Linked DNA regions of Homo sapiens: region 2 is linked to region 1. Evidence: chromatin contacts called from ENCODE Hi-C or POLR2A ChIA-PET data. All regions are on one chromosome and are shown on one strand. Each heading gives the region's core, a stretch centred on a gene start or an enhancer-like site at or near the end of the contact. The rest is flanking DNA. Distances are from core to core; before and after follow the strand shown.

The links. Hi-C counts contacts between places; a loop is a spot of excess contacts on that map. ChIA-PET counts read pairs that join two places held with the same protein, here RNA polymerase II (POLR2A). Pooled maps may share reads with other maps.
Region 2: a loop to region 1 is called in a pooled map, with 2.7 times the contacts of the local background. The contact joins two enhancer-like sites. A Hi-C loop is called at or near these places in 1 of 50 pooled maps. POLR2A ChIA-PET finds 5 or more read pairs at or near these places in 2 of 52 experiments (OCI-LY7 and WTC11).

What each region holds. Positions count from the first base shown.
Region 1 is chr16:10,295,412-10,300,149 of GRCh38, reverse strand. No RefSeq gene overlaps it. Among named protein-coding and RNA genes, the nearest start is that of ATF7IP2, 88 kb to the left of the region's middle. RefSeq lists an enhancer at 2,313-2,362. Within about 2 kb of position 2,614, at least 5 of the 41 ENCODE cell types and tissues checked have a DNase peak (open chromatin) inside an H3K27ac peak, as active enhancers do.
Region 2 is chr16:10,645,019-10,649,756 of GRCh38, reverse strand. The region is part of intron 5 of TEKT5 (tektin 5); the gene reads left to right. Among named protein-coding and RNA genes, the nearest start is that of TEKT5, 48 kb to the left of the region's middle. Within about 2 kb of position 1,861, at least 4 of the 41 ENCODE cell types and tissues checked have a DNase peak (open chromatin) inside an H3K27ac peak, as active enhancers do.

The sequences.
Region 1 (4,738 bases), core at 1,365-3,864:
CAATTACAGTTGGAGAGATATTTAGAAGAAATTCAGCACAATCCAAGCCAAGATATATCATCAAATAGAAAAAAGAAAAAAAAGCAGTTGAAGATTCATTTGACTACTATGATACTGTTTGGGTTTTAAAATTATGTATAGGATATAAATATACCTATGTAGGTGTGCATATAGAAAGATAGAGCTACGTAAAAAGAGAAACAAATTAGAGAAGCACACATCAAATTGTAAATTGCAGTTATCTCTTGAATTTAGAAATGCGGAGGAGTTGCACTTTCTATTTTATTTATTTCTGTAATGATTTTATTATGATATTGACTCATATTTTAATAAGCAGAAAAAACAATGTAGATAAAAATGGAAAGATTCCAAGTAGTGTTTTAATTCCTTCTGTAACAGCTCTAGCACCCAGACTCTGAATAAATAATTTTTCTTTCTTTCTTTATTTTTTTTTTGAGATGGAGTTTTGCTCTTGTTGCCCAGGCTGGAGTGCAATGGTACGATCTCGGCTTACTGCAACCTCTGCCTCCCAGGTATAAGCGATTCTTCTGCCTCAGCCTCCAGAATAGCTGGGATTACAGGTGCCTGCCACCATACCCAGCTAACTTTTTTTGTATTTTTAGTAGAGATGGGGTTTCATCATGATGGCCAGGCTGTTCTTGAACTCCTGACCTCAGGTGATCTGCCTGCCTCGGCCTCCCAAAGTGCTGGGATTACAGGCGTGAGCCACTGCGCCTGGCCAATAATTTCAATAGAGAATTCATTCATTTCATACATGCTGGAGAAGCATGTACGAAAATACAGCCATTGTGCTGGGCCCTGGAGATACGAAGATGCAATACATCCAAAAAGGTCTTCATATTGGAGCCCCAAGTAGTGAAACTAGGGAAAGGAGGAAGAAGGAGATAGGCCAGGAGGAAGAGAATGAAGAAGAGAGTACTGTTACCAGCGCTCTCTCCTATCACTTTCATGGTTATAGCCCCAGCACTTTGTTTTGTTTTGTTTTTGAGATAGGGTCTTTCTCTGTCACCCAGGCTGGAGTGCACTGGTGCGATCTCAGCTCACTGCAGCCTCGACCTCCCAGTCTCAGGTGATCCTCCCACCCCAGCCTCTCAAGTAGCTGGGACCACAGGTGTGTGCCACCACTCCTGGCTAACTTTTTTTGTTTGCTGGTTTATTTTTTTGTAGAGACAGAGTTTCGCCATGTTGCCCAGACTGGTTGTGAACTCTTGGTCTCAAGCAATTGGCCATGCCTCAGCTTTCCAAAATGCTGGGATTATAGGCATGAACCACTGTGCCAGGTCTTGCCACAGCATTTTGGCTAGTGGCTGGCACATAGATGCTCAGTAAACTTGTTCAACAAATGAGTAACAGAGAAGGAAGAAATAGTGAATAATCTGATATGTCAGACGGAATGGTCATTCCACCAGCAATGTAAGGAAGAAACAGAGACAGGTTAGAGGAAGGCAGTGGCAATGTCAAGTAGAATTGTGGGGACGGAGGGCATGCAGAACTCAACCTCTGGGAGGAGAAATAGAAAAGAGAAGCTATAACTTCTCATTCTTAGGCTGCCCTTTCTTTTGTGACAGCCTCTATCTTGCACCTGCCACTCATTGGTACTTTGCTACATAAAGAAAGGTTTTATGCTGTTCTAGTGATTAGAAAGTTCATGATAATTATAATAATTTCCTTTGGTTCTCTTGAAATTAGTCTAGATATGAGATTTCATTTGGTGTACCTTTTATTCAACTATACCGAGCTGGCTTTGATGATGCAAAACACAAAATAGTTAATTATCAATTATAACAGGACATTTACATAATTACCAAGCAGACCCAAATTGAGTTCATCCTTTTAGAATGAACTTCAAAAGCTGGCTTTGAGTTTCCTCATGATTTTCTTTACTTCCCCAGTTTCCTCACAATAAAATTGTGTTACCCTTATAATGGCATTTTGAAAAAAATAGACCGAAAAAATAAATCAATGATATATTTAACTTTTTCTGTTCTAATCACTCTAAGAGTTTTGGGACAATTGAGTATCACCAATTGAAGAAAAAAAAAAAGAAAAAAGAAAAAACAAAAAAAAGAATTTCCCCTGTTACCACAAAAGAAAAGAGACCATATCCTCCTCCTCTTAGAGTATTCCTGAGAGAAACCTAGTGGTCGTAAATTCTTACTTTAATCTTTTGGTGTGTCTATAAATCTCTTCAGAGGCAAGTAAGCCTCTTGCCAGATTTACAACCCAGAAACATTTTTTTCAAAGGTCTTGGATTTATCCCCTTTGAAATGCAAATGTCTGAGGCAACTATATCTTGGTCACCCAGTCACTGTGGGCGCCTTTCTCTGAACTAGCGGAGGTGGTCATGAGAAAGGAGACCACTCCTCATGTTGTCTTATACTTAATTTCTTGTTTGCTGAAAAGGTAGAAGTTAAAAGAATAAGCAGAAGTGAAATTCATAGTCAGACAGCCCAGCGTCACATTTCGGGCCTGGTAGTTAAAATTCAACCCCTGACCTCACTGCTTGAGTTATCTATAGATTCTAGACACTGTATGAGGAAGCGTTGTGAAACTCCCTGTTCTGTTCTGTTTCGTTGTGATTACTGGTGCATGCAGCCGTCAGTCACCTACCCCTCGCTTGCCCAATCGGTCACGACCCCCTCTTCATGCAGTCCCTTTAGAGGTGTGAGCCCTTAAAAGGGACAGGAATTACTTATTCAGGGAGCTCAGTTTCTAGGACTTGAGTCTGCCGATGCTCCCAGAAGAATAAAGCTCTTTCCTTCCACAATCCGGTGTCTGAGAGGTTGTGTCTATGACTCCTCCTGCTACAGTTAAAGAAATTTTACTAACTTTCCAGTCCACTTCAAGCCCAATTTTTTCACCATTGTTGGGAGTCAGAAACCGATACCCCAAAATAGGGCACTCTGATGGGCCGAACTGAGGAAGACCTAAGGTCTCTCTGACCTCACCCACCTACTTCTCATCGCTCAGTCCTCCGTGTCTCCCAAAACACAGGATGAAGTTGTTCTCTGAAGTTCCCTTATCTACCTAAAGCCCGGACCTGAAAAAGAAGAAAACAATGACCCCGGTCCCTGAGTTTTCATTAGCTGAACTCACATCGCAGGAAGACTGACTGAAGTCTGCCAACACACCTGAACAGACTTGTCACAAATCATTTTCTGCTCTGCAGACCCAACAGACTTTGTTCTGAGCCACTGTGTGTTCTCTAAGCCCATTGAATTCCCCTAAAAATCCTTTGTGGCTGGGAGCTGTGGCTCACGCCTGTAATCCCAGCACTTTGGGAGGCCGAGGCGGGTGGATCACCTGAGGTCAGGAGTTGGAGACCAGCCTGCCCAACACGGCATAACCCCGTCTCTACTAAAAATACAAAAATTAGCTGGGCATGGTGGTGGGCACCTGTAATCTCAGCTATTCGGGAGGCTGAGGCAGGAGAATTGCTTGAACCCAGGAGGCGGAGGTTGTAGTAGGTGGAGATTGCGCCAGTGCACTCCAGCCTGGGCGACAAGAGCAAAACTCTGTCTCAAAATAATAATGATAATAAAAATAAAAATCCTTTGCTATTCTCCTAAAATCATTCACACTTTTCCATGATCCTCTCCCCTAAGAAGTCGGATATAGAAGAATCTGTATCCCTTTGGGATATTAGGCCATCACTCTGCGATCCTCCCCAGCACATGCTAATAAACGTGTATGCCTTTTCTTCTATCATTTACATTTTGTCAGTTGATTTTCAGGGAACTTTCAGAGGGCGAAGGTTTTATTCGAATGGATAATATCCCTTAACTCGTACATGATCTATTGGAATAAAAAAACTTTAGCCCCTAAACATAATGTCAAACTCCCACATAGTCAGTGCCAGCTGGATAGGAATGAGATTCTCTACTTTGCTTCTAGAGGTTGAATTTTTTTTTTTTTTTTTTTTTGGAGACAGAGTCTCACTCTGTTGCCTGGGCTGGAGTGCAGTGGCATGATCTTAGCTCACTGCAACCTCCACCTCCCAGGACCAAGCGATCCTCCCACCTCAGCCTCCTGAGTTGCTGGGGCCAGAGGTGCATGCCACCATGCCCAGCTAATTTTTGTATTTTTTGTAGAGATGGGGTTTTGTCATGTTGCCCAGCCTGGTCTCCAACTCCTGGCTTCAAGTGATCCACCCACTTTGTCCTCCCAAAGTGCTGGAATGATAGGTGTGAGCCACCACGCCCAGTCTCAAAGTTTCAATCTTTCAGGCAAAGATAGAGAAACCCTGCACTTGAGAATCCTAAGGTTTAACTGAGAACCAGGGGCAGTAGTTTCAGCCCAGCCACTGAGGAAGGGTGGGAACAGACCCTGAGGCACACTACCTCTCAAAGGTGATCAGTTTCATCCTTCAGGAAGAATTGGTTAATCCTTTCCATGTAAATTACCATCACATTCACTCACCCTTAGCTGGGCAGTGTTCCTGGGATCTTTTCTTCCCACTTCAAGAAAACAGTGGATCAAATCCCCAACCAACATTAATATCCTACAAATCTCTGCCAAAAATTTGATTAATTTCTACCCCAAAGCTCCACAGACAAATAGTGCAAGAAGAATGCCTTGGAGGGTTGCAACCACTTTAATGAAACCTCCCACTCCGGATCATGTCTTTTTGAATACACAAATAAGGCCATTGCACCAAATAGATGGCAGATTTCCTTTCTTGTGCAAAACCTTACATGGTAATTCTTGGCCAAAAGAC
Region 2 (4,738 bases), core at 612-3,111, 350 kb before region 1:
ACCTAAAAATTTCAAAAAATAGGCCGAGTGCAGTGGCTCATACTTGTAATCCCGGCACTTTAGGAGGCCAGTGTGGGAGGATCACTTGAGGCCCAGAGTTCAAGACTAGCCTGGGCAACTTGGGGAGACCCAGTCTCTACAAAAAAATACAAAAACTAGCCAAGCATGGTGGTGTACGTCTGTAGTCCTAGCTACTCAGGAGGCTGAGGTGGGAGGATCACTTGAGGCCTGGAAGGTCGAGGCTGCAGTGAGGAGAAATTGAGCCACTGCACTCCAGCCTGGGTGACAGAGAACCTGTGTTAAAAAGAAAAAGAAAATTAAAAAAATAATAATTTAAAAGAGACACAGCGGAGTGCATTGGTTCATGCCTATAATCCCAGAACTTTGGGAGGCTGAGGCAGGAGGATGGCTTGAGGCTAGGAGTTCAAGACCAGCCTGGGCAACATAGCAAGACCCCATCTCTACAAAAAATTAGCCAGGCATGGTGGCACACACTTGTAATGCCAGCTACATAGGAGACTGGGTTGGGAACATCACCTGAGCCCAGGAGTTCTAGGCTGCAGTGAGATATGATAGTGCCACTGCACTCCAGCCTAGGCAACATAGTGAGATCCAATTTCTACAAACAAAATAAAAATAAATAGCCAGGTATGGTGGCATGCACCTGTAGTACCAGTTACTCAGGTGGCTGAGGCAGAAGGATCACTTGAGCCCGGGAGTTTAAGGTTGCAGTGAGCCATGATCATGCCATTGCACTCCAGCCTGGGCAACAGAGAGAGAACTTGTCTCTAAAAATAAAATTAAAAATGAAAATAAAAGAGAAACTTCAGGTCTCTTCAATAAATGCAAAACCATCAGCACTTGCTGTAAGCAGAGGGTAGCTAGAAAATAAATATAAGGGAAGCAGAGCCAACCATTCAAATGCAGTCTGAGCCTGTGGCCTGCAGAAACTGCTCAATGCTGAAGCTGCTCTTTGTGAACCATGCAAGATGGCCAAGGGCTAGAGAGACAAAGATAGGCTGGCACCACGTGGGGCCTCATGCCTGGAAATGGTCAGCAGGTTTGAAAGAGAATTGACAAGGAGGTAACTGTCTCATTTCTCTTATCTAAAAACCAGGGGATGCAGGCAGGGCGTGGTGGCTCATGCCTGTAATCCCAGCACTTTGGGAGGCCGAGATAGGCGGATCACTCGAGGCCGGGAGTTCGAGACCAGCCTGGCCAACATGGCAAAACCCTGTCTCTACTAACAAAAATAAATAAATAAATACAAAAATCAGCCAGATGTGGTAGCACATGCCTGTGTCCCAGCTACTCAGGAGGCTGAGGCAGGAGAATCACTTGACCCTGGGAGGCGGAGGTTGCAGTGAGCCGAGATCACTCCACTGCATTCCAGCCTGGGTAACACAGCAAGACTCTGTCTCAAAAAAAAAAATGATAAATAAAAATAAAAGCCAGGGAATGTTGCTAGAACCTTCTGCATAGGATTGGTTTGGTTCTATAATGAGATGATTCATGTAAGAGTCTTGGCGCAGGACCTGGCCTGGAGTAAACTCTTGATAAATGGTTGTGTGTGCCTGTGCCCTTGTTCCTCTGCTTACACAGGAATTCCAGGAGAACTGACATGGTGCCTTTTTTTGTGGCCCTGTCCCCCACCCATGTGCTGTACATCAAAGGCATTTAATAAATATTTTTAACAGGAGGTGGGAGGGACTTGAGTTCTGTGATGCTGACAGTGACCATTTGTCTCACTTGTAGCCAGTACTCGTATGTGCTCAACAAGTGATTGTTGTGTAAAAAAGCAAACAACAGAGTGTAAAGTCCAGCAGAATGTCCACTCCACAAGGACAGGGTTTTCCAGCTGTTGTGGTTACTCGGATCCACTGCCTAGAACAGTGCTTGGCACTAAGTAGGTGCTCAACGAACATTTGTTGCACTGACATATGAATCAATGACTCTGTGGATGAATGAATGAATGAAGAAAAGATTGAGCTTATGAATGAGTATTAGCTCTTCCTTTCCCAGACCCAGGAGACAGGCCTTTTGTAAAGTTTCAGGTCCCCATCACAGGCTGACTGAGCCCTAAGCATGGTGACCAGGAAATGGAGAAAGTGAACAAAGAAAGAGACAAGGTGGGCTCAGGTCTCTGGCCTGAGGCATCTCTAGATTTCCCTAGCAACAGCACCTACTGGTGGAGGGGAGCATCCTGGGAGCTGCCCTGGATGGGCTCAGGGTGGGGCCAGGAAGGCGCGTACCACAGGTGGCTGCTGCTTTTTTTTTTTTTTTTTGAGACAGGGTCCCACTCTGTCACCCAGGCTGGGGTGCAGTGGCGTCATCACAGCTCACTGCAGCCTCGACATCCCAGGCTTAAGCGATCCTCCTGCCTCAGCCTCCTGAGTAGCTGGGACCGCCGGTGTGCACCACCACGCCCGGCTTATTTTTTTTTAAATTTTTTGTAGAGACAGGGTCTCACCATGCTACCCAAGCTGGTCGAATTCCTGGACTCAAGCAATCTGCCTGCCTCAGCCTCCCAAAGTGCTGGGACCACAGTTGTCAGCCACCGCGCCCAGCCCACTGGCAGCTTCTTATCACCCGCTGAACCCTCAGTAATGTCCCGTCCACCCCAGCAATAGGCTCTTCAAGTAGGGACGCCTAGATGGTAGGGGCTGTTTTCCATGACAGGGCAAACACTGGGCAAAGTGGCACCAAGGAGCATTTTTCATCTATATAAGGCTTTATTTTCTTCTGCGCTGGGCTGAAGTGGTGCATTCTAAGGGTTGTACATCCCACCCACTGCCCCCACAAAGGGGAGGTTTCTGAAGAAAATCCCCAGGGCTTCCAAGAGAGGTGTTGCCGCATTGAGTGTTTATATGCCACTCACATTCTGGGCACAGAACATTCTTATGGGATAATGTTTAACCAGCGTGTGGGCTGAGTTGCTGTGGCTCACAGAGGACCAGGTGAAGGGCTGGCCTCCTTCCTAGGTGGGCTCTGGAGGAGGCTGGGCCTCCTTGCCCTCCCATAACCCAGCTTCTCGTCTTGACTCCACCAGTAGGAAACAGGCATCCTTTTGTCCTCTTTAGGGAGCAAACTGCTATCTATTTTTCCTGGATTTTTTCTTAAGCTAATACAGAAGCCAGGACTTTGATTCTTTGAAAAAAAAAATTCTGTTTTAAGCAATTTCTTGGTGCCCATAGGTTATGGGCCCAACCTCATTCAGTCATTCCTTGCATATTAAGATGTGTGAATGTTTTACAGCTTATGAGAAAGGAAAAAAAGCAAAGTGACTGTAAAATCCTTGAAGGCAGGGACTGGGTGTTATACTTGCAATCCCACCTCATTCAGGAGCAATTTACTGTGTAATCAGTTTTCCCCTATCTTAAAATCCGAGATGGGCAGGATTCTATAATTTGTAGGGCAGGTTGTTCCCAAATTTGAGTGTGCACAAGAGTCACTGGGGGGAAGCTGGTTAAAAATCTAGATTTCCAGATCCCACTGTGATTCATTCATTCAATTGATGTTTATTGAGCTACTACCATAAGTAGGGTTTCCAGATTTAGCAAAGACAAATACAGGATGTCCATTTAAACTTGAATGTCAGATCAACAAATTTTTTTTTTTTTTTGAGACAGAGTCTTACTCTGTTGGCCAGGCTAGAATGCAGTACAGTGTTGTGATCATAGCTGAGTGCGACCTCGACCTTCTGGGCTCAAGCAATCCTTCCTCAGCCTCCCAAGTAGCTGGGATTACAGATGTGCACTATATGCCTGGCCAGTTTTTCTTTTTTTTCTGTAGAGATGGGGTCTCACTATATTGCCCAGGCTGGTCTCAAACTCCTTGGCTCAAGCGATCCTCCCACCTCAGTGCCCCGCAAAGTGCTGGAATTACAGGCACTAAGACACTATGGCCAGCCAACAAATTATTATATTTTTTAAATTTTATTTAGTTTTTGAGACAGAGTTTCACTCTTGTTGCCCAGTCTTGCAGTCCAGTGCAATGGTGTGATCTTGGCTCCCTGCAACCTCCGCCTCCCAGGTTCAAGCGATTTTCCTGTCTCAGCCTCCCAGTAGCTGGAATTACAGGTGCTTGCCACCATGTCTGGCCAATTTTTGTATTTTTAGCAGAGATGGGATTTTACCATGTTGGCCAGGCTGGTTTTGAACTCCTCTCCTCAGGTGATCTGCCTGCTTTGGCCTCCCAAAGTGCTGGGATTACAGGCGTGAGCCACTGTGCCTGGCCAAATTATTATTATATAGGATCTTGCTCTGCTGCCCAGGCTGGAGTGCAGTGGTGCATCACGGCTCACTGCAGCCTTCACCTCCTGGGGTCAGGCAGTCCTCCCACCTCAGCCTCCTGAGTAGCTGGGACCACAGGTGCAAACCACCACACCTGACTAATTTTTTTGTATTTTTTGTAGAGATGGGTTTTCACTATGTTGCCCAGGCTGGTCTCGAACTCCTGGGCTCAAGCAATCCTCCCACCTCAGCCTCTCAAAGTGTTTAGGATTATAGGTGTGAGCCATTGTGCCTGACCTACAAATCATGTTTTAACATCAGTATGTCTCATGCAATAACTGGGGGGGCTTGCCTCCTTGCATTCATGCTACTATAACCAAGTACCACCATAGGCTAGGTGGTTTGTAAACATCAAAATTTATTTCTCACAGTTCTGGAGGCTAAAAGTCCAAGGTCAGGGTGCCAGCATGATCGGGTTCTGGTGAGGGCCCTCTTCCGGGTTGTAG